Regions from separate parts of the Homo sapiens genome. Here region 1 is linked to region 2. Evidence: chromatin contacts called from ENCODE Hi-C or POLR2A ChIA-PET data. All regions are on one chromosome and are shown on one strand. Each heading gives the region's core, a stretch centred on a gene start or an enhancer-like site at or near the end of the contact. The rest is flanking DNA. Distances are from core to core; before and after follow the strand shown. Region 1 holds the start of KAT6B (lysine acetyltransferase 6B). Region 2 holds the start of DNAJB12 (DnaJ heat shock protein family (Hsp40) member B12).

Region 1 (3,161 bases), core at 451-2,950, 2.5 Mb after region 2:
CTCTGCCATCCGCCTGCACCGCCCAAGAAAGCACCCAGAACGCGGCTGAGCTCGCCAGCTCCTCGCAGGCAGGGAGAGAGCATCCTGGGGGGCAGCTTCCCCCTCCAGCCCGCGTCTGACATCCCCACTCCCACACAAGGATGCCGCCGCCGTGCCCTGTCCGCAGTCGCTGAATGTCACTGCTCCCTCTTCCTCCCGATCAGGGTAGACACAGCTCCCGAGGCGTCCCCCACCCCAAAACTGCCGCGATCGCCCGAAGGCGCAAAGCCTGGGCGAAGGACGAAGTTTGGGGCCCACAGCGACGGGAGTGGGGACGCGTTGGCGAGGACCGCACCTCAGTCCCAGCCCTGGCGGGCACACTCCCCGCCCCAAACGGCCCAGGCGTCCCCATCCTCCCGCGGACACCAGCGTCTCCGCCCTCCCCCGAGGGCGGCGAGAGGAGCCCCCCGGGGCGGAGGCAGGTACCCCCGGGGCGGAGACTGGGGCGGGCGGGGTCCGGGCTGCGCCCCCGGCCAGGCCGGGCGGGCTGGCGGGCGGCGCGGGGGGAGCGGGGCTGGGCGGCGCTGCCTCGGGCTCTGTGCGCTGCAGCCCGGAGCCGAGGAGGAGGAGGCGGAGGAGGAGAAGGAGGCGGCGGCGGTGGGTCCCGGGCGGGGGGAGCGCGGCGCTGCGGACCCGGGCGGCTGGCAAAGGACGAGGCGGAGGCTGAGGAAGGCAGCGGGGAGACCCAGGCTGCAGCAACAAAGGGCAGCGAGCGATTGGCCGGGCTGCAGGCGAGGTTAGCCGGGGACCCGGGTGGCCGGAGGCAGCGGCGAGCGGTGCACGTGCTTGCAGACACGGGCGAGTGTGGAGCCGGGGGGTGCACGCCCGGTGGGTAGGGGCTTGCTCCCCCGAGGCATGGGATGGCGAGGAGGCTGCAGCGACATCGTTCTGCCTGCACCCGGCCTGGGGCTGGCAGGGTAGGGGTGTGTTGGGGGGGGAAGGATGCGAGCCAGGGGGCGGGCGAGTAGTCGCCCGGGACGGGACGGGACGGGAGAGAGGGTGGAGGAGGGGGCGGGATGGAACGCTCCGGGCGGCGCGCCCGTCCGCACACTCCACCGAAGGAGCTGGCGACTGAGAACCTCGAATTTTAACTTCGCGTGCCCGCCCGCGCGCGCCCGCCCGCGCCCACCCCTAAATCCTGCGGCCGCCGCCAGCGATCAGCTCTCACACAAACTTTAGCTGCGGGCTAGGGGGTTTGGGGTTGAGTGGGGGAGGGGAGAGGGAAAAGGCCTCCTGATTGGCGTCGTCTGCAGCCAATAAGGCTACGCTCCTCTGCTGCGAGTAGACCCAATCCTTTCCTAGAGGTGGAGGGGGCGGGTAGGTGGAAGTAGAGGTGGCGCGGTATCTAGGAGAGAGAAAAAGGGCTGGACCAATAGGTGCCCGGAAGAGGCGGACCCAGCGGTCTGTTGATTGGTATTGGCAGTGGACCCTCCCCCGGGGTGGTGCCGGAGGGGGGGATGATGGGTCGAGGGGTGTGTTTATGTGGAAGCGAGATGACCGGCAGGAACCTGCCCCAATGGGCTGCAGAGTGGTTAGTGAGTGGGTGACAGACAGACCCGTAGGCCAACGGGTGGCCTTAAGTGTCTTTGGTCTCCTCCAATGGAGCAGCGGCGGGGCGGGACCGCGACTCGGGTTTAATGAGACTCCATTGGGCTGTAATCAGTGTCATGTCGGATTCATGTCAACGACAACAACAGGGGGACACAAAATGGCGGCGGCTTAGCTCCTACCCCTGGCGGCGGCGGCAGCGGTGGCGGAGGCGACGGCACCTCCTCCAGGCGGCAGCCGCAGTTTCTCAGGCAGCGGCAGCGCCCCCGGCAGGCGCGGTGGCGGTGGCGCGCAGCCAGGTCTGTCACCCACCCCGCGCGTTCCCAGGGGGAGGAGACTGGGCGGGAGGGGGGAACAGACGGGGGGGGATTCAGGGGCTTGCGACGCCCCTCCCACAGGCCTCTGCGCGAGGGTCACCGCGGGGCCGCTCGGGGTCAGGCTGCCCCTGAGCGTGACGGTAGGGGGCGGGGGAAAGGGGAGGAGGGACAGGCCCCGCCCCTCGGCAGGGCTCTAGGGCAAGGGGGCGGGGCTCGAGGGCGGAGGGGGGCGGGGCGGGATCGGGTGGGGGCGGGGTTCGGGGAGTCGGAAGGCGGGGGCTGAGAGGGAATTTCTGAGTGGGAGTGAACTGGTAGGAGCGGTGGGGGGCCGGCGAGGGTGTGAGGAAGACTAGTGAGGGTTGGGTGGGAGGAGAAGCTGAAGGTGTAGAAGCAGGTGCAGAGGGAGAGTTAGGGAGGGATGCAATTTGAGAGAAGTGGAAGGCGGACCGAGGGGTGTGTGAGGGCAGGTGAGATGATACCGAAGGCGAGATTGCAGTTGTCTGGGCGCAGAGTAGGTGGGTTTGGGTGTGGTGGATGTGGAGTAGAGTTGAAGCGGTGCAGAGTGTTGGGTTTGGGGAGGCGTTGAGGGGTTTGGGGAGGCATTGAGGCGCATGTGAGGAGCAGGTACGATTGCAGTGATGGGAAAGAGGTATCTGGGTGGATCGCATGTTGGAATAAGAAGGAGGTTTGCTAGCTTTGGGGTATGAAGTATTTTTTAAAAACGTGGAAGGATGGGATGGTTGTGCTTGGGAGAGTTTCTGAAAGATGATGCTAAGACAGCAGAGCAAACTTAAATATGAAGGAAGGGGAGAGAGGCTGCTTAGAACTTGCAAAATCTGTGGCAGAAAATCTCCTGGGGACAAGGGATTGGTAGGGGTGGGACAAGGCGGCAGGTGTGAAGAAAGTGGGTGGAGCTGTACAGTAATTTTCGGTGAATGTGATTTGGTGGACTGTGCCAGGGGTGAGGATGGGGCAGAGAAAGGTGTTAGTTTGGGAGACAAGTTGTTTGATAGGCTGTATTTATTATTTTTTATAAAAATGAGAAAAGGGTCTCACTATGTTGCCCAGGCTGGTCTCGAACTCCTGGCCTCAAGTGATCTGCCCACCTCTGCCTGACTGATGGGATTACAGACGTGAGCTATGGCGACCCGTGATACGCTGGATTCATTATGTTAAACTTGATCTGGAGTCTTCAAGGGAGTGTCCGGCAGCAGGGTATCCCAGGAAGAGACATGCACCATACCTTGGGATAGGACA
Region 2 (3,274 bases), core at 601-3,100:
GCACAAATATGACAAATATGCATGCAGGTGGTTCTTCTGTCTCAGCAAATTCCAGAGCCTGAGCCCCAGAGAGGACACTCCTTCAAGCTCCTGAACTGGTGCAGGGGCCTGCTGACAGAAAGATCCCCAGAGGCCCTGTGGCCCATCCTTTCTTGGCTGCCTGCTCCTGAGCCCGCAGCAGCATCAGTGTCAGGCAGAATTCTGACAGCTGGAGGATACCACCCCACCACAGAATATGAATTAATTCACAGGGAGGCTCCTCGAGCAGGTTACCTCAGGTGTCCTGGCAAATACAGCCCGAAACCCTCTCCAAGGGGAGGCAAACAGGCCAAAGATCAACCTGCAAGAGTCCGGAGGGAGGAAAGTTCAGCAGTCCAGGCTACCTCTTCCACCAGCGTTCCGCTTTCTCAATCTCATCAGGCGGGCAGGGCCGGTTAGGAGGCTGACTGCTGTTCCTCAATTTCATTTCTTTTCCTTCATAAACATTTACAGAGTCACAGAACATTTTACTTTCTAGCTGTGTCATCCTGGGCATCCCTTACCTCAGAGATTTTCCTCACCCATAGAATAAAGATAATGATCTTTGCTCTGCATCCCTGACTGGCAGGCTCAAGTGAGAAGGCACAGGTGAAGGAGCTTCCTAAACTGCAAAGCCCTATGGGTATTATTGCCAATCACATTATCTGCGCCAACCCTCTAATCTTCCCGAGGAGGAAACCCAAGCTCAGGAAGGTCACGTGGTAGCCGTCAGGATGAGACTGGGCCCTTCGGAGTGCCTGTTATTCCCAGACGGTTTACTGAGTGGTGATCACAAGCACCACCCGGTGTCTCTCTCCCCTCTAGCGTGGATTAAGAAAAACTCCTTGGAAAACTTAGGTTAAAGAAAAAAGAAAGGGTTCCCGGGTGAAGCGAGGTGATGAGTTGTAAAGCCAGCTTCACTCTTCCCTCCCTGGCTCAGGAGGCTCCTGTCCAGGGCAACTCAGCAGCCTCGGCGTCCACATGGCTGACCGCCGCTGGACTCTTGCGGGCGATGGAGGACTGGCGGTGGCTGAGGTCAGCACCTCCCACCAGGCCACCCGCTCCGAATCTCATCATCGGGAGGAGTGAGGGGCCCGGCTTCAGGACAGTCCGAGGCGGCGGACTGGGGTGGGTGCAAAGGCCGGCTTGCATTTTGGGAGAGTGGTCCCTGACCCTCAGCCCGAGAGGTGAGAGGGAGTGAAGATACGGAAGCGCCTTTCCCTGGCGCCCGAAGAACAGAAATGTCTCCCTGTCTAGCGCCCATTCTCTCCCTTAAAGGAGTTATGTTTATTTTCCTGAACTGTAATATTTCCCAGGCCGGCGACTGGCCTGGGCTACCGAACGGCCCCTTGGGAAAAGTAGTTCGAGTTCACTTCCAGGTAAGTTCCCTTCGTCCCGGCTGCCAGCGCGTTTCATTCTCGGAGACCTCAAACCCCAGCGGGCTCCGCCAGCACCCCGAAAGCTGAAGTCCCGGCCGCCCGAGTCTCCAGACGGCTCGCATCCCGCAGAGGAACAAGAGGGAAAAACTACGCCTCCCAGCAGCCACCGCGCGCCTCAGTGCGCAGGCGTAGCCGCGCCTCGCCACCCCTCCCCCTCCCCCAACTGCTCCCGTCGGTCCGTTCCCGTGTTCCCCCCATCAGTTCTAATGTCCCCAGTCTCTCCGGCACCTCACACTCACCGCGAACTCGCGGCGTCGGATACAGCCGCTGTGCCTTCTCCAGGAAGCGGAGCGCCCGGTCGGGCTGGTTGCTCTGGATGGCCTTGAGGGCGATGCTGATACAGCGCTCAGCTTCATCCTTGTTGGATTCCATGGCGGAACCAGAACGCGGAACCAGGGAGGGGGAGGCCGGGCGAGCGAAGGGCTGCGCCACCCGCCGGCGCGTCGCGGGCAGCCGGGCGCGGAGTGATGACATCCACCCTCCGCCCCTCCTTTCCCGAGTTTTGAGCGAGGGTGGAAGTGCTACCGTATGTCTTCTAAGAAAGGGACGGCTGGTGTAGGTGTCAATAATGGTGCACGCCCAGATTCCATGTTCCGGAGGTCTTAGAGTTGAGTATGCGCCAACCCTCTAATCTTCCGGAGGAGGAAACCCAAGCTCAGGAAGGTCACGTGGTAGCCGTCGGGATGAGACTGGGGCCTTCGGAGTGCCTGTTATTCCCAGACGGTTTACTAAGTGGTGATCTATATACGTAATGTAACTACATACGTTTCAGACAAAGGTTATTTATTCACTGAACAGATATTGAGTGCCCACTGTTTGTGAGGCATGGTTTTATGATGGGGATACAGGGGTGAGCAAAACAAAGCTCCTGCTCTCATGGAGCTTACATTCCAGTGTGTGTAGGCTGGGGGAGCTCCAGATAGATTCAGATAGTGATAAAAGCTCTGAAGAAAAATTATGGAAAACACAGGGATAGAGAGTGGGAGGCGCTATTTTAAATAGCGCGATAAAAGAAACCTCTCAGAAGCTGTCATTAACAGGTACCAGAATTCAGGAACGATAACAGGTAGATGTGACTGTCTGGAGGAAGGGTGGTCAGGCCGAAGGAACAGCAAGTGCAAAGGCTCTGAAAAGGGAATTCTCTTGGTGAGTTATAACAGATCAGGAAGGCGAATACATTCTAGGGAGCGTAAAGATTCTACTACAGGCTGGGCGCGGTGGCTCACGCCTGTAATCCCAGCACTTTGAGAGGCCGAGGCGGGCGGATCACTTGAGGTCAGGAGTTCGAGACCAGCCTGACCAACATGGAGAAACCCCGTCTCTACTAAAAATACAAAATTAGCCGGGCATGGTGGCACATGGCCTGTAATCCCACCTACTCGGGAGGCTGAGGCGGGAGAATCGCTTGAACCTGGGAGGTGGAGGTTGCGGTGAGCCAAGATCACACCATTGCACTCCAGCCTGGGCAACAAGAGTGAAACGCCATCTAAAAAAAAAGAAGAAAAAAAAAAGATTCTACTACAGAGTGTAATCCAGTTCTATCATTATCCCGTTCTTCGAGGGCTATCACTCCAGTGAAAGCAATCTTGTGAAGGTTGCCAGTGACCTCCACGTTGCCGAATCCCCGAGTCATCTGTCAGCCCTTACATTGCTTGGCCTTTCAGGCAGGATTTGGTAAGATGCTACTACAGTAATCCGGATGAGAGTCAGGAAGCTACTATTATAATACAGGTGAAAATTAATGGTAACTTGGATAAGGGTGATGGCGGAGGTGGTGAGTAGTAGTAAAATTCTGGATATATTTTGAAGACAGAATG

The links. A loop is a pair of places that touch in the nucleus more often than their neighbours do. ChIA-PET counts read pairs that join two places held with the same protein, here RNA polymerase II (POLR2A). Pooled maps may share reads with other maps.
Region 1: a loop to region 2 is called in a map of CD4-positive, alpha-beta memory T cell, with 11 times the contacts of the local background. The contact joins the promoter of KAT6B here to the promoter of DNAJB12 in region 2. A Hi-C loop is called at or near these places in 1 of 168 maps with a recorded cell type or tissue (CD4-positive, alpha-beta memory T cell) and 8 of 50 pooled maps. POLR2A ChIA-PET finds 5 or more read pairs at or near these places in 1 of 52 experiments (activated B cell).

What each region holds. Positions count from the first base shown.
Region 1 is chr10:74,824,900-74,828,060 of GRCh38, forward strand. It overlaps KAT6B (lysine acetyltransferase 6B), which reads left to right and starts at 1,701. Exons shown (of 18, transcript NM_012330.4): 1 at 1,701-1,886. RefSeq lists enhancers at 8-779, 780-1,551 and silencers at 387-556, 667-766, 877-1,076, 1,767-2,166.
Region 2 is chr10:72,353,069-72,356,342 of GRCh38, forward strand. It overlaps DNAJB12 (DnaJ heat shock protein family (Hsp40) member B12), which reads right to left and starts at 1,851. Exons shown (of 9, transcript NM_017626.7): 1 at 1,697-1,851. The coding sequence starts at 1,829. RefSeq lists enhancers at 1,308-1,437, 1,828-2,077.